Regions from separate parts of the Mus musculus genome. Here region 1 is linked to region 2. A link is a loop called in an ENCODE intact Hi-C map of the cell type or tissue named here. Cell type or tissue: heart. All regions are shown on one strand. Links, peaks and the distances in the headings refer to the core of each region. The heading gives the core; the rest is flanking DNA. Region 1 overlaps Plce1 (phospholipase C, epsilon 1). Region 2 overlaps Plce1 (phospholipase C, epsilon 1).

The links. A loop is a pair of places that touch in the nucleus more often than their neighbours do. Peaks named below come from ENCODE experiments on the same cell type or tissue, not always from the same donor. Only the 100,000 strongest peaks of a DNase experiment are listed, where the experiment ranks them.
Region 1: a loop joins it to region 2, with 2.0 times the contacts of the local background. A loop is called at or near these places in 5 of 42 quality-filtered maps.

What each region holds. Positions count from the first base shown.
Region 1 is chr19:38,631,519-38,648,126 of GRCm38, forward strand. The region is part of intron 2 of Plce1 (phospholipase C, epsilon 1); the gene reads left to right. Among named protein-coding and RNA genes, the nearest start is that of Plce1, 120 kb to the left of the region's middle. In heart, for the core only: a CTCF peak has its summit at 11,220 (motif pointing left); a DNase peak (open chromatin) is centred at 8,463.
Region 2 is chr19:38,565,558-38,582,165 of GRCm38, forward strand. The region is part of intron 1 of Plce1 (phospholipase C, epsilon 1); the gene reads left to right. Among named protein-coding and RNA genes, the nearest start is that of Plce1, 50 kb to the left of the region's middle. In heart, for the core only: no CTCF peak of the experiment used is centred there; no DNase peak of the experiment used is centred there.

The DNA.
Region 1 (16,608 bases), core at 4,078-12,077, 67 kb after region 2:
AAGTCTGGCTGATTCTCAAATCCATGGTCTTTACCTCTAAGATAGGGCTTCTTCAATTTTTCCCTCCATGACCTATTTTTGCCTGAGAAATTTTATAAAACTGTGGATATATACATATACACACATATATTTATATATACCATACATATATGAAATATACATGCGAAATATATGGTGTACATATAGTTTATATATGTGGTATAATCTTATACAATTACTAATGATAAAGAATTTTTGTTTTAGAATAATTATTTTTAAATGGTGTGATTATATGTATGCTAAGGTAAAAGCCAATGTGTACACTAATAAAATTGAATTATTTTTAGATAAAGAATTAAATATAGGCTCCGTACTTGATACTTCAAACTACAGAGCATCTTCAACAGTATTCTTATCTGATTAGTATTTTGAGTTTATAACTTAATGCTGAAAATAAGGTGTCACATTAAATATATGCTATACAATAGCAGGATATGTTTAGGACTATCTGAGAAATTGTTGGAAATTCTGTCTTAACCCTCAAAGCTAAATTTTAAATCAATTTTTTTAAATGAAAAGAATAACTGCCTGTGATTCCAACTATAGAATAACTGCCTGTGACTCCAACTATGCAGGAACCAATACCTGCTGTGCCCTCCTCAGGCACTACACACAATTACACACATGGAGGAGAGAGAGGGGAAGGGGGGGCACTTTTAAAACGTAGAGTGCCAGGAACTGGAAGGATGGCTCAGTGGTTAAGAGCACTCACTTCTCTTCCAGAGGACCCAGAGAACAACAGGAAACGAGACTAAGACAATCTTCCAGCCCACACCCACTGGTGGCTTTGAGTCCATCAGTTTTATTTGGACCAGCCCTAACTGCATCAGGGAAGCAAATTTATTCTTAGTAGGTCAAATCTAGGGCCTGCGTGTTTTGCTTTGACAGCTGCTATATTTTCAAAACTGGAAAACTTTTTTATTAACAAGTAGCTTTCTAACTCTTCTGGCAACCCAGTGCCATTATCCCTGCTTGGCCTGGTCAGCAGGTGCTAACTCATGTACAAAACACATCAGCCTCATTTTCACACCTGCTGCTGCTCAATTTCATACCTGCCTAGCCCTGCAGACAGCCACATTTGTCGAGTCTTACATTACGTCGTGGTTGTCTCTTGTGCTGGGGAGTGCTTCAGTTCCAGGATTCAGGAAGTTAGACCAGGAGTTGGGGCAAAAAGGAGACAAACCATACACATGGGAAAGTTGTCTTGACACAGGTTTGCACATACAGGCTCCCTGGAGATCCAGAAGAAGATGTGTGAGATTGTGAGGGGATAATGTGTACAGAACCTGAGGAAGTGGCCCAGTGTCACAGCGAGAGGGAAGAGCCATTTGGCTGACTGATGAGGCTACACAGCAAAGAGTGAGAAAAAAAACTTGGCCCTAATGCCTTAGAGAGCCCATGCAGCCTTTTGCACATTGGATTTTAGGGAAGTCCTACCAACAGTGAGTGGCCTGTGACCTAGAGCCTGAGTGGCAACCCCTGTGAGGAGAAGCATTACCATTGCAATCCCAATTATTCCTGCATTAGGATTGGGTGTGCTCAGAAGGAAGATGTAAGAGTCAATGTGAGCCCTCTTAGTTTGAGTTGGCGTGGAGCAGTGGTTGCAAAAAAAGGACTAGTTTAGAAAATTCAGCACCACTGGGGGAAAAATGAAATATAATGAAAAATACAGCTGGTTTAAGAACGGGGCATTTTACTACAACATGGCACTCTTGTGAAGAAAAAAAAATCCGCATCTGTGCCAATAGCATCTACTCTGAGTACATCTGCGTGCTTCTAGCTTATCTGCCTCAGCAAAGCATCTGGGAGCAAAATCTCCTTGGGACTGACATAAAGCATAGATCTTGCCCAAATGTGGAAAACCTTTAGGGACGCTAAAACCATTAGGGATCTGTAACCCTGACTTGAACCAAGCAGAATAAACAAACCCCTGCCCAAATTGGAATTCGCTGGATGCCTTGCAGAGCTATCCAAGGGGAAAGGCTGGAGCCTCCAGGGTCTTTGAGTGGGTTAACATCTTGTTTCAGTCTTTCGGCCTGAGTCTGTTGAGAATGTGTGTTTCACTCCGTCCTTTGAAATATTGTAACATCCTCCTTGCCAACCCATGGATACTTGGAACTCTGAACCAATAATATATACTTTTTTCCCCCTTTGTGAAAGTGGGGTGTTAAAACTAGATTAGACCTAGTGGAATTGTGATACAAATTCCAAGGTTGGAAAGGCTCCAGAGAGCATTCACATTTTCCATGGATGGAGTTTTGCTACAATCCCAACCTCTATTTCTATTGTCAAGACCCTTTGTCACTTTTCCCAGGTTTATAGGTTAGTTTTCTATATGCACAGCGGAGAGAAACTTTATGTATAGTTTCTTTAGAATCTGTTCACCCCATTTTTAAAAAGAGAAGAAGAGAAAACTGGACAGGCAGTTTGGAGACTTGTTTCATCAATAAATAGTCACTTTCCTGCCTGCTGTGAGCTCTAGACTGTGTTAAGCACTGTTTGCGAACCTTAGAGGGAGCTGGTAAAAATGAAAATAATGTCCTGATGTTTATGACTCATCAAAAGGTAGAGATGAGACATTTAAATAGGAAACAGGGCACAGAGCAGCTCCAAACTGAGCCCTCAATGGCTACAGACCCAGAGCTCACAGGAACATGGTTTGAATTATTCTAGAGCTACATTCAGCCCTTATTTAACTCTGATTTACCTGCAGGAGATGGGTGTTACAATTATGGGAAATACCTACATCTATCTGCTCAGACTCTTTTTAGCTAAGGATGAAACAGAAGAGAAAAACATTCTTCTCAACTCCTGGAACTGGTAATTTAGTTGACAGAAATGACTACGTGAACAAGTGACTATGTTGTTGTGTGATGACACCAAAGCAAAGATCAGTAGTTAAGAATGTAGGGTTTAGGGGGAAAGAAAAAGTAATAAAATACACATGACATGAATGTAGAGGAGGGACTTTTGGGGCGAGAGGAAGAGGACCAATAAGAGAGAGCAGGAGGCAGGAGTCAGTGGAGGAGCGGAATTAATTAGAACAAAGTATAATGGTATATATACATGATATATATGTGCCATATGTGGTATATATTATATAATTATATTATATTATATTATATTATATAATTATATATATATATATTAATGTACTTAAGTACAATGATCATATGTAAATATGTGAAATGTCATAATGAGAGTTTTTACTTTGTGTGCTAACTTTAAAAATAATTTAAAATTTAAAAACAAATATATTTGTAAGCATTTTTTTAAAGTGAGATATGATGAGACTTCCAAGTACATTCATAGAGTGATCTGGGAAGATCACTTAAGTCCTCTCTTCCTGCATTTAGAAATAGCACAAGGAAAGCTTTAGTGGTAGGATGAGTCTCAGGAATGGGGATAGCAGGGAAGGAACATAGAGGGCTTGGGGGGAGGTCTCTGGAACAGTGGTTGGGCACTAGGCCATGGCAAACCTCAGGACAGGGATTTAAGATAGCCACCCTTCCTGGATCTTACCTTCAGGGTCCGTTTCTCCCATCCATAGCAGGACCTTCCACAATTCCAAGGGGTATCAGCCATGGTCAGAACTTTCCCTGCCCTAGGTCTCTCCATCTTCCCAGAGAACTCAGGGGGTGCATGTCTGTGTGATCCTGCTCTGACTCAGCCCTGAGGACGATGGCAATTTTAAGGGAGAAATTCCATTTCCTATAAAACGAAAGAACACTTGGAAGGCAGGGAGAATGGGAAGATGGGATAGGAGAAGACCAGTGAAAGGGAAGAAGGAAAGGGGAGAGACCATGACACGTAGATTCACTGAAGCAGACATGTTCCAGAAAGCTCAGATTCCAGAGACCACCTTATCAAAACCCGACTCACAGACCCAGCCTTGTGAGTGGAGCTCATTTGTCAAACTTCAGCTCTTCTCCTCCCTGCTTCAGACTGTACGTATATAAGCTGTCTGAGAAGAATCTGCCTAAGTGGCTGCCATGACTGCCTTGTCCCTTCTGGAACCTACTAACTTACCCCACAGAGGACTCTGGGTCTTTGGTCCCTATGTCTGTGTCTATTCTGCTCTACAGTGGGGTCTAATAGTGAGCCCAGAAGGTGACATCATCAGTTTGTTGTGGTGTCTTAACCCACTTCACTCGACTCAGCTTTTGAACCTTTCATCTAAGCTAATCAAGAGCACAGACTCTTAAACCCAAATCAAACAATATACCTACCATTTATTGACTGGGGCACCATCTGCCATTCACTGTTCTCAGTGCCTTACGAACACCAACCATCTTGTAACTGGAAATGCAGTCCCAGAGCTGGCAAGTCTTTGACTTCACCTGAGGCATCAAGAGTCAGGAGATGCCTTTTTGATGTTTGCAATAGAATCTCTCAATGATAATATTGACTTGTTTATGCCACTTCATTGCACAACTGTAATCTTTTCTCCCTTGCCTGTGGCACCAATCCCTCAGTCTCAGTTTCATGATCTACTTTAAAACATTTCAAATTCCCTGTGCTGATGAAGTATTTGGAGTTACTCTTCAATGCCCAGGGTCTACAGTCAGCAACTACGAAACACAATCCAAGTTCTAGTGGATTATTATCGAATAGAGAAATCAGAGCTGTGAGATGAGTCCCTTCAGGGCAAAAGATCACAGTAACTACATTGTATTGATCAGCTGTCAGAAAATATATAATCTCCTGGTGACTTTTATGTTTACATCTCTAAGCATATCTTCGAGCCTTGTTACTCAGTTACTCTCTTCTCCAAACTGAATTGTTCCAGCCCACAATCTGAAGTCCTATAAGGCTTAGTAGGTCCCCCTAGACTGTGTGTGATCTCTCTCTCTCTCTCTCTCTCTCTCTCTCTCTCTCAAAAGGGAAATCCCCATAAAAGAAGCATGTGCCCAGTGAATAACTTACACTTCAGTGGAATGAGGGAGCCACATAACTAGTGTGTATTAATGAGCTGCTTCATCCTTTTCCGACTCTCATGTGCTTACACAAGTGAATATTAACATGTGCCCAGGGTCTAGGGTCACCTGGCTGGGGTTCACACGGAAGCATGCAACCCTTCCATTATTGGCCTGGTCGCTGTGCTATTTCAGTTATGTTCTGTGTCATTCTCAGAACAACCTAGTGATGTGACTGAAACTAAAACTTTCACACTTGAAGTTGGTGTCCCTAAAACACTATTAAAAGAGCCTGAAAAAAAAGGAAAAAGACCTGATATCTTTGAGCCCTGTTTCTCAAAGTTATTCTCTTCTTGCTCCAAACTGGATTGTTCCAGTCTACAATCTGAAGGCCTGTAGTTAGGCTTAGTAGGTTCCCCTATTTTAGATGACTGTGCGTGGTATTTCTCACTCTCAATGGCACTAATAGAAGGTGTGGCCCTGTTGGAGTAGGTGTGTTACTGTGGGTGTGGACTATCAGACCCACGTCCTAGGTGCCTGGAAGTCAGTCTTCTCTTAGAGGCCAGCAGATGAAGATGTAGAACTCTCAGCTCCTGCACCATGCCTGCCTGGATGCTGCCATGTTCCCGCCTTGATGATAATGGACTGAACTTCTGCACCTGTAAGCCAGCCCCAATTAAATGTTATTCTTATAAGAGTTGCCTTGTTCCTGGTGTCTGTTCATAGCAGCAAAATCCTAACTGAGACATAAGTTGCTACCAGGGACTAGGGTTTTGCTGTGATAGGCCTGACCATGCTTTTGTTGGAAGAGTATGCATTTTGGGACTTTGGATTTGGAAAGCAGTGGAATTCTTTAAATGGGGCTTAATGGGCTATCCTAGTAAAAATATGGAACACTATTACTGAGATTTGAATTGTGCAGACCTTGCCAAGAGGTTTCAGTGAAGAAGAATTTCAGTACATGACCTAGAGACTGTTTTTGTAGTATTTTTGGTGAAGAATGTGTCTGCTTTTTGCCCTTATCTGGAGTCTACCTGACGCTAAGGTGAAGAGATTCAGATTAATTGCATTGACAAAGAAGTCTCAAAACTCCCATCATAGACTTTGTTCTCTGGTTAAGTCTCATGAAAGCATTTTAAGCAAGTGTAGCAAGCTGAGAAAGGAAAAATATAAAATATATGGTTTGAGTATTAAAAGGACATTAGGAAGTAAATTGGAGCTGAATCCTGTGTTCTAGGAGATAACAGATTAAGGGAATGGTACTTTGGGGCAAGATCCTACCCAGCTCAGTTTAGATCCAGGCATGGTGGTACACACCTTTATTCTCAGGAGATAAAGCTAAGCAGATCTCTGAGTTTAAGGCCAGCCTGAGACAGAGCTAAATTCTAGGTGAAGAAAAGCTCAAATCCAGGGATAGTGGTATACACCTTTAATCCCAGGAGATAGACATGTAAGTCTCTGAGTTTGAGGTCAATTTTTAGAGCAAGATCTAGGATATCCCAGCTTAGGCAGTGAAGGAATTGGAAAACAGAAAGCTAGTGATAATGTAATAGAACAAGGGGGCCATGTTCCACCTTCTGCAAGCAGCAGAACTCAGCAGCTTTGGCCATGTGGCTCTGGCTTTAGAGTGAAAAAGAGAAGAGACTGCTGGGACAATTATACTGATTAACTGGAGCTAAGAAATTAGTGGAAAAGAAGAAACCAGCATCACTGAGGTAAAATCTTCTGGGAAGTGTTTTCTGAGAGTACAAAGAAGCTAGTTCCAGAGATAGCCAAAATTATACCTTATGCTGCAGCTATACTTGGTAATGTGTTAGAGTCACCCAGGTGGTACTGGTTTTGAAGGCATGAAGAAGTCATGAAGAACATCTCAGGCTTGGCATGGAAGTCCACTGGTGAAGGTGCAGCCTCAGTTGTAGTTGATGGCCCAGGGCTGAAGGAGTCATGCAAAGGAGTTGAGGCTTGGCTCCATGAAGAGAGCCAATGAGAGGCTATTGATGAAGCCTAGTTGTCATGGAAACCCCATTGTATTTGAGATGCCAGTACCATTGGGTGATCAAGAACAGCAGCACCAGTGGATCAACCCGAGCTCAGAGCAGAGGGCAGAGCTACAGAACTGATATCAACCCTTTGGAGGAGCCCAGATCATTTGTGCATCCCAGACATTGAAACAAGAAGCTGTAACACTGAAATTGCCTTGGAGACACCACGATGTTCAAGATGCCAGAGCCATGGACTATCTGCTGAGGAAAGCTGCTAACAGGCAGTGGAACCAGCCCAGGGGAAAGAAGTTTGTTGCATCAACAAAGATGACAAAGGAGTTGGAGATCTGAAAACCACTTTGACATTAGACATTGGGATGCAGAGTTTGGAGTTTGACCAGCTGGTTTCCTGTCTTGCTTTGAGGATTACGGTTAAGTGATTGAATGAATCTCAGAAGAGACTTTGACCTTTGGACTTTTAACATTGTTGAGACTGCTATAGACTATGGGGACTTTTAAAGTTGAACAAAATGTATTTTTAATTATGTTATGTTTAGGTATGGTTCCCATAGACTCATATGTTTGAACAAGCCTATGGGGGCCAGGGAGTGGAATGTCATGGTTTGCATATGCTTGGCCCAGGGAGTGGCACTATTTGGAGGTGTGGCCTTGTTGGAGTAGGTGTGCCCCTGTTGGAGTAGGTGTGTCACTGTGGGTGGGTGTGCTTTAAGACCTCATCCTAGCTACCTGGAAGCCAATCTTCTCTTAAAGGCTAGCAGCCTTCAGGTGAAGATGTAGACCTCTCCACTCCTCCTGCACCATGCCTACTGGAATGCTGCCATGTTCCCGCCTTGATGATACTGGACTGAACTTTGAACCTGTAAGCCAGCCCCAATTAAATGCTGTTCTTATAAGGATTGCCTTGGTCGTGGTGTCTGTTCACAGCAGTAAAACTCTAACTATGACAGCCGTGGAAAGTCTAAGCTGGCTGAGAAGAATCCCTGATATAACTGTCATAACTGTCATGACCCTTCCAGAACCTTTCCATTGAACCCATGGAGGTCTCCAGGTCTTTGAACCCTTGGGCAGTGTGTATTCCACCCTACATACACACACACAAGATACATCGGTAGATGTGAAGAGCTCAAGAATGTTGACATGTACCATTCTCCTGGTGATATTTTGCACTCTAAGCGAGGAGCCACAAGAAGTTTCCAGATAAACATCTCTACCCAAAGAGCTTGATGATAGGGCTAAAGAACTCGGAAGTGGACAAACAGGATTTGAACTTGGGTCCATCCTGTCTTAGAGTCTATACCCATGAGCACTCTTTACTTGACATGGAACCTTAGGAGGATTCCAGTAGATGGAGGCATCTGTAGCAATCAGAGGTGCCAGGACTCTTGGGCTTTCAGCCCTGGCTTGCACAGTGAGCAGTGGCTGCTGGCCAGCAGGGACTCACAGACACCAGATGCTGGCAACCCGGACTGTCCACATCCAGCTGGAGGAGCCAACACTGTTCTTGTGTGTTCTGCTTGAGCCCCAAAGAACAAAGCCAACAGCTGTCTTTTCAGGTCCGATGGCTGTTTTATACCAAATCAGAAAAAAACTGACCCCAGGAAGGAAGTGTGAGGCCTCTCCCAGACTTGTATAAATGGTGTTGTTTTCTTTACACAGTCCACTGGGCTGGTCTCCAGCCTCCTCCTGCCTGGCGTTGCCATCAGGGACATCATCTCACAGGACCAAATGGCCTTTCTGAGCCACTACACTTTGATCTAGTGAATTTATAATATTTCCCTTATTCTTTTGTAGCATAGAACAATCAGCAGCTGATATAAACTCATGCAGGTGGAAGTTAGGGGAAAGCTGAGGCCGCCGAAGAGAAAGGACCAGCCCTTGAGACTAGAGGTTAATGGATAATCACAAACATGGCCCAGGACCTAGAAGAAGAAATAAGAAATGCGTCTGGGCCTTGGAGTCTGAGAAAATGAAGCTGTTGGATTTATTTTGTAAATGAAATCTAGATGGAATTTGATTGCCTTAACTCTGAGAGGCTGGAATGTCCAGATTTGGTCACAGTAAGAAGTTCAAAATCAGAGTTGTATATTTGTAAGCCATTTGTTTAGCTGTGATGGTTACAACTTATGGTGAGCCCTCTTAGGAAAAGACTGTGATAAAGGAAGGACTAAGGACTACAAACTCAGGCTGAGGAGCAGCAAGGTGGCCCAGAATTTCGTATTATGGCCATGGAGTAAGTAAGAAGCCACAGTAATATAGTGGTCTGACCTAGAACTCAAGCAAAGCACATGATGTTAAGCATGAAGCTGTAGAGCCCCAAGCTTCCTCCATGCAACAACCATATGATGATCTGAGTGCGTCCAGCTTGAGGTTCCCAAATATATCATCGGCCACTTTTTTTTTCGCTTTTTCTTAATAGCCGTTCTTTTTCTATTTAAGTGGAATTTAGCTTTGTCAGTAAAAAGCCTTTGCTTAAATCATCAAGCATAATCATGAACACACTGGCTGCATAATTTAAATATAAAATAGTCTCTGCCCATGACTAGCACATTTATATTATCTAGGTTGAATTCACATAGTATGCCTTCTAGTTGCTTTGTTACCATTTCTGTTCAGAAGGAGGAATGAATAATCTTGAGTTTGCAGATAAGTTAAATTCTGGTGCCCAAATCCTGAGAAATGGTTAAGAGCACGGACTTTGGAGCCACCAACATCTAGCTTAGATTTCAGGTTCTTCTCACTACCTATGGCTATTTGGACAATTAGCTGGTGCTCTCTGACTTTGCTCAGCTATAAGATGGAATGTTACCCTCCCTTGGTAAGATTAAGATGCCTTAATTTTTGCAAATAAGAAGCGTAGTGCTTAGCTGAGTGGGAGGCTTTCAAATGTCAGCAAGAGCTATGTTATCAGCGCCATTCTTTCAGCCTTCTGGGGGAAAGCAATAATGTCTCTAGGTCCTTATGCATTTTTCTCATTAAGTGACATTGACTTATTTCTGCAGTGGTCTGTTTGTTCTAAGTCAGAAACAATAATCATAGTTTACCTTTATTCTGTAGAGCGATTTTTAACTGCTACTCACTGTCACAGGCTGAAAATATGAGTATGATCACAATGATGATAAAGAGGGGTTTTTGCATTAATATAAATATGTGTGTATTCCTTTTTCAAAACTCAAATGTTTTCAAAATATCAGATTGTTTGTGACTTGAAGACATGGTTACTGTTACATCTAAATTGGTCCTCTCTTTTTATCTAACACCAAGGCTAAGTTAGAGCCAAAATTTCAAATAGAAAATAAACGTTCTTCTCTGATCAAAATTAAACACATAGTGTTGTCAGATCAAAATAAGTGCAAACTTGAGCATGAACTCCAACCCATTTAGTATGCTTATCAGTAAAATAATAGACAAACCCACATCCTTCCAATAGCCACAGAGGAAGCATCTGACAAACTCTAACATCCTTTCCTCGTGTGTGTGTGTGTGTGTGTGTGTGTGTGTGTGTGTGTGTGTGTGTGTGTACATGCATGTGCATACATGGAAACATCTTCAAGCTGGTACATCTATATAAACTGCTCAGCTAAGTCTATGCATAGTGATGGAAAATGCCCAAACAGATAGTCCCACTCTAACGTTGTACTGGAGGTTCCCATACAGGGAAACGACATGAGACTATGAGGTAGAAGGAATCCAGACTGGAAAAGAGAAGTGAATCTACTATATTCAGAGATGCCATGATTCCATGTTTAGATAGAGTCATGCAGTACACCAAGGCAGTACTAGAACAGGGAGTTCTCAGTCTACATGGGCATTTTTCCTCTTTCACTGTGACATGGAATATAATAAACACAAGCAGAATGCTTGTCACAGGGTTATGAAAAATATATGTTATCATCTACAAACAGCATGGACTGTTAAAGAGCCTTTTAAAAATAAAGATAAGATTAGGTTTAGGGTTAAAGAAATGCATAATGTGTGGGGATTTTTATGTTAGAAAAAAATTATGTTTTCATATCCTAATTTTATAGTCTCTCTCTGTCTCTTTCTCTCTGTCTCTGTCTCTCAGTGTGTGTGTGTGTGTGTGTGTGTGTGTGTGTGTGTGAAAAGTCACAGCAAAAATATTAGGAGAGAGCTGGAAAGATAGTTCAGTGATTAAGAGCATTGACTAGTCTTCCAGAGGTCCTGAGTTCAATTCCCAGCCACCACATGGTGGCTCACAACCATCTATCCGTAGTGAGATCTGCTGCCCTCTTCTGGTATGTCTGAAGATAGCTACAGTGTACTCATATACATAAAATAAATAAATCTTTAAAAAATATACATTAGTAGAAATTTTAGTGAGTGAAATATTGGTGATTTTAATTCTGTTCCTGATTGTCTTTATCTTTTCTGTAGTCATGCATTATTTTGTCAGAAAGCAGGGTCAACAGAATGTTTCCTAGAATTGAATATTGTCCAGTAGTTTTTTCTGAGGGTTTTCTGTCTAGTAGACAATTTCATTTAACTATGTTTTAACTTTAATTCTAGAGATTATTTTATTTATTTATTTATTTATTTATTTATTTATCTATTATCTTTTTCATGTGCACTGGTATTTTTGCCTACATGTATGTCTATGTGAGGATGTCAGATCCCCTGGGGCTGGAGTTACAGATGGTGGGGGGAACCGAACTTGAGTCTTCTGGAAGAGCTGCCAGTACTCCCAACCGCTAAGCTATCTCTGCAGCCCCTAGAGATTATTTTAAGTTATGATTTGGAAGTAATAATGCTTCACTCATTTTACGAATTCATCTTTGTCAGGGGAGGCTGCAAACAAGCCAGACACCTTCTTTGTTAGATCGATTTTGTTACTCTAAAACCAATAACAAGAAGTAATGGGGAAAACTCACACCAATTTACTAACCTTCTCTAAGCCTGTCACTTCCCTACAGAAGCAATTTCTAGCTCTGCCTGAGAGTTGGTGTTTTTAAGACAATTTTAACTTTTTTCTAAAAAGAAATCAATGTCCTTCTTTCTGTGCCTCATTTTATATAATTGGAAGTGCGCCATTAGATACTGCAACTGAGAACCTGATATTTAGCTTTTTAAAATAAAGTAACTGTTTATGAAATTCACTCAGTTTTTCAGAGTTAAAAATAGAGTCTATACAAGAAGGTTTTCCTGCTTTCTTCCATAAGTCAAATAACTACTTTTCAAAAGGAAAATTTAGTCAATCATTTAATGTATTAGTGTTTTGCCAGCCCATATTCTCTGCACCGTGTGTGCCTAGTACCTGGGAAGGTCAGAGGAGGGTACTGGATCCTGGGCACTGAAGTTACAGACTGTTGCAAGCTGCCATGGGGGGAGGTTGGGAACTGAACCTAGGTCCTAAGAAAGAGCAACACATGCTCTTAACTGCACTATCTCTCCATCCCCACCAATATTTATTGGAAAAATATGAACACCCCAAAAACTGAGCCTGTTTTTTGATTGTGAGAATATTGGAGTTTTGTTCTATGGATAAAATTTCCAGAAACATTTTAATGTGTTTTTTTAAATACTGTTATTTGTACATTATTTCAAAAAAACAAAAAACTAAACTAAGCAGAACAGAACTCTGTGTCCTGGACAGATATGAAAACCTAGGCCTACCATTACAAATCTCTCTGCCCCTCAATGACATCGCATTTATTGTTTTATGTTTTCTTTTTTCATGTAAACTCATGAAAAACTTTCCATTTCAATACAGATTAATTTACCTCAGTCTATGTTTTTGCAAGAATATATGTTAGATAAAGTACTAGAATTAAAATGGCTAAGGAGACATGCCTACAATCTTGACTCATCTTGACTTGCCTTCCAAGCCATGCATAGCTAGCTCCCAGCTATTGACAGAGTGGGAATGATAGAGTTTCAGAAGCAAAGTCATAAACAGGGTCTCCTGGGGTTTCTTCATATGTCCTTTAAAGTTGTGGTTGGAGATTAGAGAGAGAGAATGCCTTCTAACTTCAGACTCTATAAGGAGAAATCTAACTCTCCAACTCCACTTCTTACCCAGGAGGGAGGGAGGGAGGAAGAGAGAGATAGACAGACAGACAGACAGACAGACACACACACACACACACACACAGAGAGAGAGAGAGAGAGAGAGAGAGAGAGAGAGAGAGAGAGAGAGAGAGAGAGAGAAATTCACTTCATAGAAAATCAGGAGACTATGTCTCCTCTGCAAAAGATCCCTCAAAATGATTGGTGTGAAATGGGCGTATTTCCAGAGTTAGAACAAGGTTAACATTTTAACCCCATCTCTTTAGAGCACTGTTATCTTTAAGAAAATGGCTTAATATTTCCTGTTCCATAGTCTATGGAATGGAGATTACCACACAGTACATGTTTTCTATGAGAATAAAGCCTGTTATGTAATGCTAATAATATTAATATTTGGAAAGGGAGCGCTAGAGCGAGTAGCTATTATTTGAGGTGCATTCCCTGTAAGCACCGTGACAGGCAGAGAAATGAACCATAAAGAGGTGAAAATGAAAACTTGGTCCAGCTTGACTTTGTCAGGCTGAATTAAACGTTGAGAGTCTGACGTCAGGCAGTTGGTTGCCAGCATATTTAAAAACAGTACAGTGTGGGGAAAGTGTCCTGGTGTACTACAATCCCTGGTGCACTAAAAGGCATAATAACATTGAAACTCAACTTAAAATACATGTCACTTCTTCCAAGAGAGGCCTCTGGCAGGATCTGGCATGGTTTCAGTCACACAGATAACATAGAGATCGTGTAGGCTATTAGCCATCTCTGGTCCTGGTTGTGGGAGCTTGGGGTAACCTCTGTCTAAACAGATAAAGTAAGGATCATTTAGACTATTAGCTACCTCTGGTCCTGCTGGCCCTACAGATAACACAGATCACAAGGCTATAAATCACCTCCAATTCCCAGCTCTCTGGGTGGAAAAACAGGTTTTGCATCCCTTCTTTTGAAAGGGCAATCTGCATGCTTAGCATTCCTGGTTTCCCTGGTGATCTGTGGGTGCAAGGACCTTCATGCTCCCAGCATAGCCAAGCCAAGAGTATCCTGAGTGGCTATGCTTTAATCACTATTATAGAAAGTGCTACCATCTTGGTTAGCACACACTCCCTAACACTACACCTTCCCAACCCACGTTTATCTAAAGTTTGTTTGAATGATTGTTTTGCTTGCATATCTGTGTGTGTACCATGTGTGTGCTTGGTGCTCAATGAGGTCAGAATGGTGCATTAGAACCCACTGGAGTTAGGTTCCATTGTGAGCTGGCGTGTGGGTAGTCGGAACTGAACTCGGATCCTCTGGAAGAGCAACGGGTCCTCTTAACTGCTGAGCTACCTCTCTAGAACCAAGAAGCTCTTTTCTTAACTGCAGGATTTCTCAAACCCTTTAATAATCCCCACAGGGAATATGATGTGCTATCACCAGCAGCCCTCAACCTTGCTGTCTGTCTCCACATCCTTTACAGAGGGATCAGTGTCTCTTCACGGTGTCTCATTACCCTCAGCTGTCTACAACGGGTTAGCCAGGGCCTTCAGATTTTCTGAAGTTTATGGTTCCAAGAACTTCTCCTGGGCGTCTGGGAATCTGTGTGCAGAAGGCAGGGGAGAGTGGCTGTGCCTGCTCAGGAGACAGTAGTTTGTCCCTCACGGGTGAAGCCTATTTTAAGAGATAGGGTATCATTGTAGAAAACAAGGAAGTACCAGAATATGGGTGTGCTCAGGAAGAAACAAGTATGTGCGCATTTAGATTTCTGGGTCTCATCATCTATCTAAGTTGCTCCTTGCCTTGGGGGATGAGAAGTCCAGGCCAAACCTTTCTTTTGTGAGCTGTTACTCCAAAAAGCTTCAGCATCCTCAGAGAGCACTCCGCTCTCTCCTTCCTCTCTGGTGATCACCAACGAGACTTTGTCTGCTAGGACCATTCCCCGGGGCAATCTACAAGAATCTGAATCAGGCAGAAAGACCCAGGGGATGATCTACACTTATGAGTGTGTCCCAGGAGTTACTCTCCGTCTAGTACATTTTGAAAATCTCCAAGCCTATAGGGGTTGCATGACAGAAAACAGTAACTTGTTTAGCACAAAATCTCGCCCAAGTACCTCAAGCTGAGGTTCAAGAACACCAGCCACTTCCACTTTGCAGAGTGGTTGTTATTTCTTTTTTTTGTTTTGGTTTATTTTTTTCATTTGTTTTTTTGTTTGTTTGTTTGTTTGTTTGTTTGTTTGTTTGGTTTGGTTTGGTTTGGTTTGGTTTGGTTTGGTTTGGTTTGGTTTGGTTTTTTGAGATAGGGTCTCTCTGTAAAGCCCTGGCTGTCCTGGAACTCACTTTGTAGACCAGGCTGGCCTCGAACTCAGAAATCCGCCTGCCTCTGCCTCCCGAGTGCTGGGATCAAAGGCGTGCGCCACCATGCCCGGCGGTTGTTATTTCTTAATGAAAGAGAATGAGTTTGTTTTTTCCTTCTATGCTTCACGTGGTCATCACAGTTCCAGAGTAATGCCATCACACTGGGAGGAAACCATTGCTCGGGTGACAGGGAGATACCACAGCTCTTACTCTGTATAAGGTTGGAGCCATGTGGTTGTGCCAAAGACCCAAGAATCTAGCTTATCAGCAGTCAGCTCTGGAATTAGCAAAAGGGTGAGTTAGAACCTGAAGATTCTGGCTTCTGGCTGAGCACTCTGCCTCTCTACACTAAGGAGCCATCGTTTGCGTGCTCAGTGATTAGAGGCCGGCCTTCAAGTTGAACAGTACCTCTTAATGGATGCAAGAAAAATGATGTCAAATTTGTCTGTTCATTTACTACGTGCCTACCGTGTTCTAGTCTAATTCTAAGCACTCTGATATTAGGATTTAGTAAATAAGAAAAGATCACTGCTCGTACAGAACAGCCTTCCTTAGAATCTAAAAATAGTTTAATATTAAAAAAATTAATGGATCACAGGGCCCCCAGTGGAGGAGCTAGAGAAAGTACCCAAGAAGCTAAAGGGATCTGTAACCCTATAGGTGAAACAACATTATGAACTAACCAGTACCCCAGAGCTCTTGACTCTAGCTGCATATGTATCAAAAGATGGCCTAGTCGGCCATCACTGGAAAGAGAGGCCCATTGGACATGCAAACTTTATATGCCCCAGTACAGGGGAACGCCAGGGCCAAAAAGTGGGAGTGGGTGGGTAGGGGAGTGGGGGGGAGGGTATGGGGGACTTTTGGGATAGCATTGGAAATGTAAATGAGGAAAATACCTAATAAAAATATTTTAAAAAGATATAATTTCTCTAAAAAAATGAAAAAAATAAAGTGAGTAAAATATCTTTACCTTTGTTTGAACCCACTATTTCCTGTAAATTATTAATCTATGTTATGCTTTGTATAAATCCTGTATCACATACTTTAGACAGTTCTGACTTAAAACATGGGGAATTCCTATGAATTCACAAAGGGCCCACCTGAGTGTCTGCAGGCTACAGCACTACAATTGAAGAGACACTTCAGGCTGAGGGAGAGAAGCCTACCTTCTGGGCCACACTCAAAGAGGTCATTTTATCTGATCCCTCCAAGTAATGTGACAAACAAATTGCTTCACACTCACCCAAATCTCTTGTAATGCGTCTATAAACTGGGATGTCAAGGTGACAGCATGCTGAA
Region 2 (16,608 bases), core at 2,902-10,901:
TATTCAATAAAAAATATATTTGGTTTCGGACCAGGGGTGGCGAGGGGCCGGGGAGGGAGAATAACTGGAAACAAGGCTGACAAGATGGCTCAGTGGGTACTAGCAAGTGGCACATGTTCGCCTGAGCCCCCACTTCTCTCTCTCTCTCTCTCTCTCTCACACACACACACACACACACACACACACACACACACACACACACACACACAGAGTTCCCAAACCCCATCCTCATTTCTGAAGTCTGCCTTTCCCCAGAATGCTGTATTGTGTGGTTTTGAGCTCACTTTTGCTGGATGCTAATGATTTGGGGACCGGCCATCTTCTCCAGCTAGACTCAGAGACCCTTCAGGGCAGCCTGAGCCTGTTCTATCATTGTCCACCACAGTGTAGGAGACAGTGACATCCTTTCCCAATGGTGGATGGTAATGACACACAGAAGCAGCAAATTATCTTTACAGCTCTGGGATGCTGGCGTTTATCTTCTCTTCCTAGGAATTGCTCTTCATGCTGCTTTACTTGAGAAAATATAATTGGTGTAAAATTAGATGGCAAATCCATATTGGGGAGCCATTCATGTGGAAAGGTGACAGCTTGTTCTGACTTTAACCCTGGCTCTGGCTCTTGCAGTGATAACAGCAATGGTATCCAGCTGTTTCTAGCAGAGTCTACCTTCCCTTGAGTAAAGGGAGTACTTGGGGCCTCTGACTGGAAACATGGCATGTCATGGGACAAATATGCTGGCATTTCTGTTAGGACAGCAGGTGATATCCTCTTCCTGAGGGAAATGGGAGAGACCAGGCATGTGGAAGGACCTGCATCATGACCTAGGATGAAGGGCCACACTGAGCCTGTATCCTGCTATCAAAAGTTCCTTTCCTCTGAAACATCACTTTTTGCCTCATATTGTAACTGGGTGCAAGCCAGTGCACTTACTGTGTGGCAAGAAGAGTTGGTGTCCACTTCCTGAATCAAGCTAAACTCTCAATTATTTAGATTTTTTCCCCCAGAGGCACTATGAGATAGAGGCATTAGGACCTGGCTCTATGGGAGAGGAAACAGCTGTTCAGGGAGGGTAAATGGGATGCTTGATGTCACTGGCTGGTCAGTGGTAAAGTCTGAAAGCAGAATCCACATCCTTCAGACCCTAGAGCCTATAGTTCTCCACCTACATGCTAAACTGCTACCATTTCTGCCCGGGAGAGTCCCATAAAAGAGGTGCCCAGGGGAGCTCTGGATCTGAGGGTCCTGCTGCCTCATCCGCAGGGCAGTGCACTGTTTTCTTTTTTCCTACCAGTAGATGGAAATAGAACTGAATGTTTCAGCGAGTCCTAGAAGGATTGCTGGAGTCTCTCCCTCGGAGCAAAAGGAGGGGGAGGAGAAGCAACAGAAAATCCTTAGGAAAAGCTACAGTGAGAGGATGGCTGTCAAACCTGAGCAAACTCCCTCCCCCCACCCCCCACACCCCTGGCGTCATGCTCTGATGATGGTTTTAACCTCTTAGAGGCCAGGGAGCCGGGAGCAGCCTTTGGCAGCTGTAGAATCTTGTGAGCGTTGCTGGACACTGCCAAGTAGGGGCTTTCTTTGTGCTAACCAAGGTCATTTTCTAAAGACTTTGTCCTCCATTGTAAGCTGCTGCCCTGGGAACACAGTCTTCCCACAAGTTTGTATGTCATGTCATTTCTAGAAAGTGTGGCTTTGAGAAGAAAACAGCTAAAAGAGTATATGAGTGGATAAAGAATAAAGGGACACCTGGTCTCCTCTTGTCCAGTTGTATTCCTGAATAATACTTTACATAGACATTCAAACTCTTTCTATGCACATGTGTTTACCATGCACTGATATTTTTAAACCATGTTATAGCTGCCGAGCTGCACATGCTTACGGCATAGAAGCACCCTTGAATATTATTAGTGTTAGCTGGTTCCTTTCAGCTCCGGTGGTTTGACCCTGGGTTGGCACTTGGGCAACATCTGGCGACATGAGCTGACAGGCACTATGTACTCATATCTAGTGAGCAGGGGGAAGTTGCTAATCCTCCTACAGTATGTAGGTCAGTTCCCTACAGCTAAGAATTTCCATGCCTTACATGTTTGCGCTTTCTGAGACTTCATTTCTGGAAGATGAAGATGCAAAGACAAAATGTCTGTGGATAAAGACTTCATTTTTAAGTTAAAAAAGAAAAGGGAATGATGGGCTGTTGAGTGGCTCTGGCGATAGAGACGCACAAGCCTGACCTCCCGAGTGTGATCTCAGCAACCCACTCCCAAAAGTTGTCCCCTGACCTCCACATACACTCCGTAGTGTGTGTACACTGCACACATGCACACACACAAACATGATAACAGTAATAAAAATTATATTCACATTCCATACATCACAGATCTCTCAACCAGTTTCCAAAATCAAAAGAACTCGAAGCAGAGGTGTTTAAAGTTCATAGTAAACAAGGATTGTGGTGGCAGACCTTAATCAGAGTGGATACAAACCTCTTTATTCCTGTCAGTGTGCAAGCTTACGGGTCTCCTTAATTAACTTAAGGACATTTAAACCTTATTTAAAACATTAACGGTTTGTGCTGGGGGTTGTCACCTCTGTCTCTTGAGGGATAATTAGACAATATACAGGCCCTTGAGACATATATACTTTTTTTAATTGAAAAGCAAATCTTATAGATTTTGAAGTTTTTGATAAACGCCATTATGAGATAAGTCAATTTATGTTGAAACATTTTCCCAGGAATTTAGCATAGCACTGCTCTGCAGGATTTAGTCCCTAGAACCCTCGCGTGTAGAAACGAGCACACACGAGTGATGTTAGTGACTTTCAGCATTTCAAACCCCCTCAGGCTGGGGACCTGGTTCCCTGGTACAGCATCTGCTTAGCATGTACCAGGCCCTAGATTAGGTCTCCAGCTCTATAATAAACAAAACAGAACAGTCGCCCTTTGGAGATCAGTTTAATCCATTGTTCAGAAGGTGATGGTAAAGTTTCTAGATCTCCACTCTTGCCACTGTCTTATGGTTTTCCATGCAAATTAACAGTATCCCCCAAGCCCCACAAACGACATATTGAACATTGTCTCTTTCTTATTTAAAAGTTGGTAAGGCCTAGGACATATTGAGTACTTATCATGTTTCATATTTAATACTTTTTCCAAATCTGGTCTTCAAAAGTTCCTGACTTCTGTGGAAGGTAGTCTTATTTTTAAGAAAATGAGCTTTTTTGGAACAGACTTACTTGGGTATGTTATCTGTCTGGGACAAGTCAGAACCCCAGGCTGTAGTTCTGTGGGGGTGTATCACTACATGTGATTTCCAAAACACTCACCCCGGGGCAGACAGTTTCAGTATTTCTGTATTGGTGGCTATTAACTCTTTTTTGGGGGGAGGAATAAAAATTATTCCAAGCTGTATTTTCTTTCAAGAGATTGTCCTTGGACTTGAGGGGAGTCATCAAATTTCACTTGAGTGGAGTAGATATTTTTATCAGAATACTAAAATAAAGTCACTGGAGCAAATCTGAGGTTACTAAGCTCTGCCACCCCAGACTCCAGTGCTGAGCGTTATTTGAAATGAGAAAACATCAGTGTCCCCCTGGAGCCTGCATCTGATGTGATATTAAGGAGAGCTCCCAGATATATTTATTTCTCTTGGTTTAATCCCAAGAAGCTGCTGGAACTGTCAGTTTCCATTACGAAAGCGGCAGGTGTAAAAAATATTATCTTCAGTTCTCTACAACAGAGCCAATCCAAGAACTTTCCAGAAAAATGAAAAATCCCTTGCCCAAGCCAAATATAATCTCTAATTGTGAGTACCCCCCCCCACCCCCGTGTGTGTGTGTGTGTGTGTGTGTGTGTGTGTGTGTGTGTGTGTCTGGGCGTGCACGCACATGCATGTGTGTGCATGTACTTGTGGGTATGCGTGCATGCCTCTGTCTGTGTGTGTGTATGTGTGTGTGTGTGTGTGTGTGTGTGTGTGTGTGTGTGTGTAGCAGCTTTGTGCATTCTCTTGCCTTCTAGCTTTAGGGGTGTCTCCAGAAACCATAAGCAAAGGGCATTCCTGTCTTCAGTAGAGTCTTCAGGGGCTCATCCACTATCTCATGAAACTCAGTCTACTGATGTGTTTTCAAACAAGTACACCATTGATGTTACGTCAGTGACCGGGAATACCAGGTATGAAGTGTGTACAGCTAGCTCAACTCTGTTCTCCCTTTGCTTGGTTAGGGCCCTTCAGCCTTGGGAGTTATGTTGGGTTCTTTGGTCTTTAAGGAAGACATAAACACACTACCTTTGATCTCTTACCAAGATTCTCTTCCTGGCAACACCCGTTTAAACCCTGTGTTTAATTTTAGTTCATACCCACAAGAGAAGGCTTTAGGCCAGCTCAGCCCTCCCCTTCACTGTGACTATCAGCTGCAACAATTCCATGAGTGGCTCACGCTTGTGGGGTTGGTTGGGCATTCGGTTAAAGTCAGACGAAAAATGATCTGGGTATTCCAAAGTTCCAGTCAGTCTTTGTGTGAGGCATGAACAAGAAAGTGCTGTGTATCTCTGGATTCTCAACTGTCCCTCTACCTCTAGATTTTATTCATAGTAATTTATTTTATTAATATGTTTTCTTATATAATGTAATATTTATATTTTATATTATGTTGTATATTATAATTCATTATATAATCTATAATACATTATATTATGTAATATTAATAACATATTAGTAATATAATATTAATAGTAATAACCACAGGTGTCTCTAAAGTGTTTCTTCGCATTATTCTCCAATCCCGTCTACTGGCCGGCACACACTTCTCCAGGGTAGTCTGCTTCTTCTCATCTTTGCCCTAGCCAGCTTACTCAAAAACAAACAAAGAAACAAACAACAACAAAACAAAACTGACATCTACAGGTGCTTCTCTAGACACAAAGTTGTTATTTTGTTTTTTTGTTGTTCTTGTTTACTTATGTTTACTCATTGGGAATTTTTGAGCCTACAGGAAAAACAGAAACTTAGAGCCAACAACTAAGTACCACTGCTTAGACTTACAAGTGTCAATGTTTTTCATTTGTCAGAAAACAAAACAAAACAAAAAAAGCAAGCACAACTTTTCAGGAAATAATACTGATATAGAGCTGCTAGGAGACCCATTCCTTACTCTTCTCCCTCCCACCTGGGCAAACCATTATTCAGACAATTTCTAGGTGGGCTATGGGGAGGCCCCTAGTCAGATAGCAATAGGAAACAACATTTTATTTTGCTTGCAGGTGGGAAATACAATTTCCTTCTTGTTTTTCCTGTCTACTACTAAGGTTGAACATTTTTCATATTTATTAGTTATATGACCTGCTTCAGCAAATTGTTTCTTTGTCCATTACCTGTTTGATTGATTTTACTATTGGGTTTGTAAAAGTATCTGAATATTTTGATTATTCCTTTGCCTCCTATATTCAGATAGCTACTTCCAGCCAGCGCATAACTTGTTTCCTATATTTGTTTATACACACACACATAGTAGATATTTAAAATCCATTTACTTTTTCTTTATGGCATTTGTCATAAATACGTATATGTGTGCATGTGAGTGTCAAGAATTTCTGCCTTATCCTACAGCAATAAAGATATTCTAAAAACATTTTTAAAGGTTTTCTTTTCACACCACAACCTTTCATTTATCTGGAATGTACTTTTATAGTTGGATAGAAATTTATTTTGATTCCCAAATTGATTGGCTCTATTTCTGCCTTTGCTGTAGTGGAACAACTTGCTTGTGTGTGTGTGTGTTTTCTTGTCTTATTGCTTTGCCCACTGTCTCCAACATTAATATTAAATACACACGTCCTCAGCTTTGGCTAACTCTCACCGAATCAGTCATAGCAATGTGGATGTTATCTCAGCTTTACAGATGATGTGACTAGAACCACATTGCAGAACCACACAGCTAATGGATCAATAACACAGTCTGAATGAAAACCCATCTGAGCCATGTCAGAGTTTAGCTGTTTATGCCCCTCGGTCACTGCTGACGTGGGAGGAGCTAACCCTTCTCACCTTGCCTGCTTGCGCCCAGATTCTGTTGCTAATAAGGAGGGGGAAATGTTATGGAATTGATGCCAGAGAAGCACTTGCAGTTAGTCTGAACAAAACTAATAGACATTGTTTAATTTAGACCTGCCAAAAGTAGATCAGAGAATCTTATTAAGTATGGAGTCATACTTATTCCAGTTGGTGTAAGCATTCACTCAGGTAATGTAATCACATCTCAGTGGAAACTCAGAAACAACGGATCTTCATAGCGTTAACATTCTGAGAATGAATAGAAATGTCTCCCTCCCTCCCTCCCTCCCTCCCTCCCTCCCTTCTCCCTCCCTCCCTCCCTCCCTCCCTCCCTCCCTCCCTCCCTCCCTCCCTCCCTCCCTCCCTTCTCCCTTACCTCTGTCCTTCACAACCTTCCCAGCCTCTGATCATAAAAACGCAGGAGCAGCTTACAAAGGCAGGCATAAAACAAGGCCGCAGATATGCTAAAATCAGGGCAAACGGAGTACACATGTGGCAAATTAATAATTCTTCCTTAGAGTCGTTTCTTAGTTTGACCGAAACACAGCCTTAAGCTTCCTAGCAACAGAAGCGAAGAAAACCTGTCCAGCTGTGCATTTCACAGTGGGCACGAGATGGAAATAGAATAGTCGCTAAGGGACTACCCAGCATGTCCTGATTCAGAGACTGGAGGGAAACGTTAGGGCATTGGGCTACAGGTGGGCTGCACTCATTAGGGTCTTCTCAGTGGTGGGAACTGATTTTGCATGATCTGCGTTATTCTAGGCAAATTCCGCCTCCTTGAGGGAAAGATTATTCTTTATTGTGAACAGTACCTAAAACAATAGGTGCTCATAATATGTTTCTGGAATGAATGTTATTTATACCCATCTGTAAAAAAAACATTGGCTGAAGTAACATTTGTAATAATTATAGCTCTAGACATTATCAATGAACTACCTAGAAATGACATTTTAGGAGGTATTTTTTTAGTTCCATGGACAACATCATCAAAAATAACTCAATATTTTAGTAATAAATTTAGCAAAAGCGGTGCACAGCTTACCCACCGGAAACTACAGAGCACCGTGGGAAAGCCAGTGGGGAACCGGGGAACAAATACACAACAGCAATTCTGTATGAAGCACAAAGGCTGAAACTTTGGCTGGGTGGCTTTTTTGGTTCTCTGGCTTGATTGAGTGCTGTACTTTAAAGTTGTAAGAAGAGGGTGTGTCAGGGCCAAGAAGTGGGAGTGGGGGGAAGGGCATGGGGGACTTTTGGGATACCATTGGAAATGTAAATGAAGAAAATACCTAATTTAAAAAAAAAGAAAAAAAAAGAAGAGGGAATGAAGACATAGCTCAGCAGTTAAGAACATTGGCTACTTTTAAGGAGGCTGTGAGTTCAAATGCCAACTTATAACTGTCTGTAACTCCAGTTCCAGAGGATTTTATACCCTCTTCTGGCCTTGGTGGGCCCCAGGTATACATGTGGTGTACAAATATACATATAAGCAAACACTCATAGACAGAAAATGAAATTTTAAAAGATTGAATTATAAATAAAAAGTTAATGTAACATGCACACACACACACACACACACACACACATACACACACACACGCTGCTCGGCAGCCTTAGTATCAAACTAAGGGCCTCAGGCATACCTGGGATGTACCTGCTCTCCCTTTCCCCCACCCCCAACCCAGCTTCTCTCCCAGCCAAGAAGAGCGTATTTGGATAAAATAGAATCATGCTATATAGAAAACTGCTTCAAATGTTTAACATTCATCATTACTGATAACACACAAATCTGTATTCGGATAGCCCACGAATTGGTATTCTCATACATAAAATAGGTATCTGCTATCATTGTTAGCTGATTGTTATTCAGCTTATAGCATGTGACTGTCACATTTCTGAACAGCTCTGAAAATATTATCACATTTAATGCCCCATGGAGCCAGGGAAGTTAACCATTTTGCCCAGTGCTACTCTCTAGCAGAGGAAAGACCCAGGGGCAGGAGCAGGAGCAGGAGCCCAGGGCCTGGGCAGTCCATGTGTTCTTTACTGTCCTCCCCTGATCTTCTTTCTGACTTCATTGTGGTAAACCCTAGTGTCCAGTGACTAGCTGGAAGCATTTGACTCATAAATATGGAATGAGAATATATTTTGGGAGTCTTAATGACACCATCAGGGTACCACAATTAAACAAGTGTCCCCATTTTAAAATAACCTTTCCAGGTGGCAATCTTAGGACGTCACAATAATCACATACAAACTAGATGTGGTAGATCCCACCTATGATGGCAGTGCTTGGGCTATGCCTCCAAAACCAACCAAACAACAACAAAAAAATCCAAGCACAGTTTGCAAGGTATTTGCCAAATGTTGGCCTCAGAAAATGAACTCCTCAGACAGAGCCTAGGCACTAACACGATTGGCTAACAGTCCTTGTTTCTACCTCCCAGACTTTCATTGTCCCCCGGGGAACTGAGGGGTTTGTAGTTAGGACCCTGGGCTGTAAGGTCCACAGTGGGGTTCAAATCCTGCCTTTATAACAAAAGTTCAGCATGTTGGAAAGATGAAGGAGACTGTCTGTGAAGATGCTTGGAACTCTGTGGGGTATGCAAGAAGCTTTTAAGACTAGAAGCAGGTCAAACACACGACCTTGTAAGGCTGGACTTGAGATGAGCAGTGCATTTGCACAAGAAGCCACTGCCATCCATAATGCAGAGCTCTGAGTGGTAGCGCATGCCTTTAACCCCAGTACTTCAGAGGCAGAGGCAGGCAGACCTCTTAAATTCAAAATGAGCCTGGTCTACATAGAGTTCTAGGGCAACCTGAGCTATGTAGAGAGACTCTGTCTCAAAAGCACTGGACAGCAAGCTGAGTCTCTATTCTCAGACTACTGTCCCCTATGCCCTGTGGGCTATTTATTCTTCTACAAGAGCAGGTGATTGGGGTAACAGTTGCCCTGCGATACACTAATACAAGCACCCAAAGTATTAGTCTGGACTAAAGGAAAGATGTTTCAGTGTCCTTTACTGAAGATGGGTGTCAGTGTGGGTCAGGCTGTCCATTATGTTCCCTGGTTCTGGAGACTCTCAGTTTATAAACCCAGTGCCAAGAAAACTGTCCACAATTCTGCGTGAATCCTGCCGTTGATTCCAGCTGGACAGTTTCAGGGCTACACCTTGGGTTGTTTAGCTTAGCATTCCATCTGCTAAGCACCTCAGGGCTGAACGCGGTGGTCCCTAATGGCGGGTTTCCTCAAACAACTCAGGCCTCAAAATCTGTCTTAGAAATAGGTATTGTTTGTGTACTTTAATATAGAAGCTGTACCAAGCTTTTTTCATGCCATAAGTAAGATCAACTATTCCTGCAGAGTGACACTGTAAATCAGTATAGACCTGTAGGAACTCACCTCTTTACTGCACTCGGCACCCACAGTCTGGTGTCTCTTCTCTTTCCAGGAATGCTATAATAACAGCTAGATTGCTAGGGGCCTACCCGGGCACCAGGTGTGGTTCTAAGCTTTTTTTGTGTCCGTGTTTACATATAACAACCTTGTGCCGAGGAATCGTTTAATTGCTTTTGTTTAAAAATGAAGAAAGTATGGCAGCTCACTTAAGGAGTTCAGCAAGGATTTGCAGCCAGTGAGATACCATCTCTATTCAGTAGAGGGGGATAGGAGGGGGGAAGTCAGCTTAGATCGCCCCAAATTCCCTCATTCTTTGGAATCTTACTAGCAGGAAGATATTGTCCAGCAACCAAGAACAAAGAGAAGAAAGGAACGAGGAACCTATGCCTACAGAGGTCTGGGAGATCCTTGTTGACTGTCCTGAGACCTGCTCTGAACTGATGTGGTTCTGCTGGTCTTAGGAGCCTTTGGGATTTCAGAGACATCATCCCACTTTGTAGTATGTGTGTGGTAGGCCTATGCTTGCTGGGGTATCCCAAGATCTTGCAGACTTAGGCATGTTAGGAGGTCACGTTGACTATAGAGCATTCTATATGTTCATTGACATTCCACAGGGGTGCCTGGGTTCCAGGATCGGTAGTAATGGAAGAACCAGTCAGCCCCTTTGATTGCAAGACTTAACCAGCTCCTGGGTGGTAGTATGTTAGGTAGGTACCCTATGCTCATCCTTCTTAGCTCTCAATGCAGAACTGGCCACATGGGTATGTAGCACACTATAGTGGACAGTCATGGCCAGGCTGATCTATGGCATGGCTGAAGATAAACTGGCATTTATTAAGGTGCAGCCTTAATTTGGTCATATTGCTCAACCGCAAAGCTAGTCAGATCCAACATGCAGATGTCTCGGTGTGACTTAAGTAACATGACAACTAAAAAAAAAACTAGACTGCTTTTAAAATTATTTCACTCTGTCAACAAATATTTATCGGGAGCTCTCACCACCACTCACATGCCAAGAAGCTCATGGATACTGTGAGAATAGCCTTGAGCAAGTTGATCAGACCTTGGAATAGGATGCTCAGGAGGGAGGGCGATTATGTGGGCCTCTGCTTCCAGTGTGGGCAGCTACTAGGCTGGGGAAACCTGGTCCCTCTGGATCTTGCTGGCTGGCTCCACCTTCAGCCTGGAGGTTATGTCCTTGCTCGAATCAGGTTTTTTGGACTCGTCCTTTAGGAATTGCCTTTGCAGCTGCTCTGAGCCACACAGGAAAAACCATCTCACTGTGTTATTTTATAGCCACACCTAGCTTTGTGACCAAAAATGGTATTGCCAACTTGGTGACCCACTTTGTTCTCCAGAGTTGCCTCTGATTGACTTGCCTGTGAGCCAGAACTACATCCACTCTTTGAGGTTGGATATTTACCACTGCTGAGCCAATTATCAGTAATTTGGATCATTTTGAAGTGATTTCTTACTGACTCTCACGGTGCTTTCTCTCCGTGGTAACACTGTGTCCAATTTCTCTTCTACCTCCTGCCTCTCTCTTTCCTGACAGTTTGGAATCCTTGGGAGGGTTCCAGGGCCATACATCCACATGTCCAAAAATGTACACTTACTAAAATTGAACATTTCATTTCTGAGGAAACTTTTCAAGTTGGTCTCTCAGAATTGCTCTAACAAGAACTTTTTTGGGATAATGGGCAATGTAGTAGGTTTTAGAACCTCCCAGGCCTGGCTTCAGTGTCTCTTTCTCAAATGTTTGATCTATGTAGCCAGTTATTTCCCCTGGCCTTAATTTCCTCATCTGTGTAATGGGACAGTAACACTTCCTTGACAGGTGAGAATTTTCCATCTCCTAATGCAAATCCTCAATGGAATCAGTTATTATTATTGACACATTGGGCTGAAACCTCACATAGTGCATGCATTCAATCTTTAAAAAAATAAAAATTTATTTAGCAACCACTTCTTTTGAAATCATGTACACGCAAGCTGAAAGACTGAGGGTGTAGCTCAGCAGTGGAGTGTGTGCTCAGATTGTGCAAGGCCCTGGGTTCCATCCGTAGCACCGAAAGAGGAGGGGAAAGATGGGGTGGAGAGGAGGAGACGAGAGCCAGGGGAGGATTATGCTGAATAAACTCTAGAGCCCATCCCAATGTCACTGAGACCCAGAAAGAAAAGTGGATCGACCAGGGTCATGCAGCTGGTTGGCATGTGACAGAAGAGAACCAGCACAGAGCATTTTATGTGGCTTCTGATTTCTCTACCTTTGGAAGCCCTGGCTTCCTTGTTCACAGGTCAAGAACACTGAGCCAGGAAGCTTCCGAATAACAAGGACTTGAAGTCTGCATTTGGGGAGAAGTTAGCACACACTTCCCACATCTTTGTGAAGTTACCCTGTCCCTTTACAGAGTACAAAGCACGCCACGGTTGTGTCTCTCACGAAGCTGGCAGGAACAGTACAGGGTGGTGGCCAAGACACTGGTCAGACACACTTGGTCCTTCCACCACACGGCAGCTTGCTTCCACCACACGGCAGCTTGCCGTACCTCTCTGAGTTTCGGCTCGTTCGTCTGCAGAACAGAAACATCAGTATCGACTCTTAGAGTCATTGTGAAGGCTATAGGCAATGCTACTACACAAGTGATGTTGTCTGGCATGTGCTGGGCGCTCTCTAAAACTGAGTATTATGATCAATGACACATTTTTAAAAAGTCTCTCTATGGCTTCCCCGTTATCTCAAGCTAATATCTTACTAGCTGTGAGATCTTAGCTGGTCTTCCAAGCAGGTGATAGATGATATGGACCAGGTCTTTCCTACCCTCTCGAAGCTCTTTCTCATCCAGAAGCATGAGACCCTTCACCTCTGGTGTTCTACCTTTCTCAAGGATGATAACATCCTGAACGGATGGATAGAGGCTGTCCGTCAGAAGCAGAGTCACAGCGGGGAGGGAGGTAACTCAGCAGGTAAAGCCCTGAGAAGGCATGGGAATCTGAGTTTAGCCCCAGCATACACATGAAAAAGCAAAGCACAGTACTTGTCATCCCAGGGGTGGGGAGGCAGAGACAGGCAGGTCCTTGGGGCTTGAGGGCAGCCAGCCTAGCTTCATTGGCAAGCACCAGGTCCCAGTGAGAGACCCTGTCCCAAGGAACAAGGATCTGCATAGTGCCTGAGGGACACCATCTGAAGCTGACCTCTGGTCTCCATGCTTCCACATACACATTTGTAAATCCCATCACCCCCAACCCCCCCCTCCGCATCGCACCCCCCCCCCCAAATACACAGAGGATTAGGAACTCTATCCCTGAGTTTCCTCGATTATTAACAGACACAGGAAAGAAGTAGAATGTTGACTTTAGCAAACACTGCCATTCCCAGGAGATGCCGCTTTTTTGAAGGCATTGCTGTCCTTGGGCTCTGATATTCTGCTTGTATCATCACTACCTGGACACTATGTTCTTTGTACATCAATATACTAGGCTTTGCTTGCTGCTATTTCCTATTATTGTTTGACTGAGCGTATGAATAGTTGAGTTTCCCATTTCTGTTTAGGAACTATGATATACTTGAGACCAGAACAATTCAAATGAACCCCAAAACAAGAGGCCAAATTAATATAACTCAAGGGTAAGTCCCCCTCACCCCTCACTTCAGTGGAGAAATTGTATTTCCTGGTAGGTCTTGACTGCTCTGTCTCTGGGTCTCAGCCCTCCCTCGATTCTGAATCTTACATCACTTCGTTTCGGCTAACGTAAACACTCATCACCCTGCATGCTGCAGGATTCTTCTCCACCAGCTGAGACTGAGCCTCCTTTGCTCAGTCCTTGTGGTGATGAATGGTTGCAGAAAGAAGTACGGCAGGAAGTGTCCTTGCACTGATGGAAGAGGTGAGGCGGCTCCACGTGAGATTCTGCAAAGAGATTAAGATTTGGCACCGGGCTGGGTTTCTATGCAGCCTCTTAGGCAGAGAGCCCCAGGAGAGGGAAGCAGAGTGTCAGCTGGGGTTTGCACACTCCCAGCCAGCCTTGAAGGGTGGTTGGTTCTTTCCTTTCTCTCTCTCTCTCTCTCTCTCTCTCTCTCTCTCCCTGTCTTTCTTTCTCTGGGGTACCCAGATTTGCCTTATTAAAGGATGAATCTGGATGCTGGAGCTTTAAAGGAGACCAGGTAAGTGTTCTCATTATCTGATGTCCCCTAGGATTCTTAATGGCTGGAATCAGGCTGCTTGCTCCTTCCCTGGTGCAGTTAGTAGCCAAGTAGAATTCCTCTGAGACATTTTGCTGAGAAAACCAGCAAAGTTTCTTTCAATGTTATGGAAGTTTCTAGAGTGTTTTAACCCATAAAGCTTCATTGGAGAGGTGCAAACTTCTTTCCATGAAATCGCAGCCATGAGATTGCCACTCTCTTTTCTTTCTTTCTTTCTTTCTTTCTTTCTTTCTTTCTTTCTTTCTTTCTTTCTTTCTTTCTTTCTTTCTTTCTTCCTTCCTTCCTTCCTTCCTTCCTTCCTTCCTTCCTTCCTTCCTTCCTTTCTTTCTTTTCTCTTTTCTTTTTGTCTATAGGATTTTGAAAAAAAAGATTCTGAGGGCTTGTGAGATGTGTATTATTTGGAGGGTTTTATTTTGCTTTCATCGATGCCTGCAGTGTGTTCTGTGTCATTTTGTTCAGTGGAAATGTCTAATTCATTATGTGCTCTAGCCAACTAGTTTTTGAATAAGCTGCTGTTTTATGTAGACTTGATTTTGAATTCTCTCCTGGGTGTTTGGCAACTATGATATTTGTGAAGCATAACCTGAAGTCTGAGCAGTTTTAAGAAGAAAAACCCCCCACTGACAAGCTTTTTGCAAACACCTCTGCTGGCTTGCCTCATCAAACTGAGCGACAGGCTTTTGGATGTTCCAAGCAGATTATGGTTTTTTTTTTCTCAAACTTTTAGTATAAATATCAATAGTTTGTGGAAAGAATGGTCTGATTGATCTGAGGAGTTAAGTTTTTTTTACCTATATGCATTAAAAGCTTTATAAATTTTCTTGGTGAGATTAGCTCAATAACAGATCTTTACAAGGGTAGTTTTAAACTCAGCCCCAGCTCCATTCCAAATGCTGTTTCTTTTCTGTTTTTTTTTTTAAAAAATCAGAAGTTAAAAATAACCCTAGTATAAAACTTGAAAACTGTTTTGTTTCTCTCTATTTGGCTAATTTCGTTGCAAAGTGCTGTGTGTAAAGAATTTGAGTTATGAAGACTACTCTTACATCGGCTCACAGGAGTCTATCTGCAAACGTCCATAACTTTCTGTGAGAGCGTATGTTTTATGGTTGTTAGGATTAAAATTATCAGTTAAGCACTCCTTTCTGCAGCCCTAGAAGAAAGGAAACAACCCTAAGGAAATAACTCGAGAAATTGGGTTCATTTTCTGACACAAGCTTGTGTCTAAAGTCGTGTGTAAAGGGGATATTTGGCAGCTTGCAGTCTGTTGAGTGTGCAGGATGACATGATAGGAGCAAATGTCTGTGGTCCAGTGTCAGGCAGAAAGAGGTAGGCACTCTTAACCATGTTAATTTACTGAAAATAAATAGATGTTCTCATTATATGTAGAGGATCAATTATGGCTCTGGTTGTGGGAGGCTGTCTGAACATCCGTTTCTTCTTATTGTTTTTGTTTGATGAGTTCATGTAATCCCGCTTTTCTCACGAGAACCCAAGAAGCCATGTACTCGCTTGAATTTTACATTACTTAAGCATTTTAACCATTGTGAGTATTTTTATTTAATGGAGAGGCTGCCAGTGATAGTGTCGGGAATTTGGTGGGCTGTCTGCAGATTTACATCTTCATCTGAGAAGAAGTGAGGACAGCTTTAATCTTTGGAGGAAAGAAAATTATTCCAAGAATTAAAACATGGAAACTTAATTGTGATGTGTCCAGTCTTCTTTATTATTTGAGAATCTAGTCTGAAAATGCTTTTCATAGCTAACAGTTATAAAGACATGCTTTGAGCGTGGAAGCGAGTGGTAAATCCTGATGTTGCTTTGTTCACCATCGGACAGATAACATCTTAAGAAATATCTTTAGTTCTCAATTATTTTTAGAAGACAAAAACAAAGCATAAATGACCCGGAGTGTTGCTACATTCTCATTCTATCCTCTCCCTTAGCTCTCCTTTTAGAGGATGGGAAAGTGTCCAGGTAAAGACTGAAGAACAATTGCCCGGAACATCCAAGGATGATAGCTCTCGGTTTTCTCTTTTCCTCCTTAATCCTTTCTTGGTAAAGAGTCTCTTTATTGTTTTATTTCTATTGAAACAGTAAGGCAGGCACTGGAATGCAAAATAATACAAGTAGGAAACAGGGAACCGTGAAGAGTGTCTTCCATGGGACAGTCTTTGAGAGAGTTTTTGTAAAGACATTAACAGTACTTTTGAAATGGATTTGTCCTACCTTTAGTTTATATCAGCAACATGGCAGAGTTGCTTAAAATATCAGCTGCCTGGTTCTTGTCTCAAATGGATGGGGGAAAAAAGATACATAGGTAGGTGATTGATAGATAAATTAGGTAGGTAGGTAGGTAGATAGATAGATAGAAAGATAGATAGATAGATAAGGTAGGTATGTAGATAGATAGATAGATAGATAGATAGATAGATAGATAGATAGATAGATAAGGTAGGCATGTAGATAGGTAGATAGATAGATAGATAGATAGATAGATAGACAGACAGACAGACAGACAGACAGACCTGTTGTCCATAGTCTCCAAGAGACTGGTAGAACTTGAGTGTCCTAGTGAGACCCCGAGACAGAGGAACAAAGAGAAGTCATTTGAGTTTCTCAGAAATTGAAGACTTTCTTGAGGCAGATGACAAAGAAGCATAAAGAAGGCAAGGTCTCATGAAATAGATACTAGAGCAATGGGTGCACAGCATTAGACAAATGCTAACAGAAAATATACAATAGGCAGAAAGAGTCAAAAGTTAATGAAAATATTCCAGTAGGGAGGGGTTACGGGCCACCTGACCAGGATAAAGAGATTGAGCTCGAAACCAGAATCAGGCTGGCTGAGTTAGAAAATTAGGCCAATTAGTAATAATGAGGGTGTTTACTCACTTATAGATTTGCAAAACAGCTCCCCAGGCTGAATTAGGGCCAATGATCATTTCCTGTGC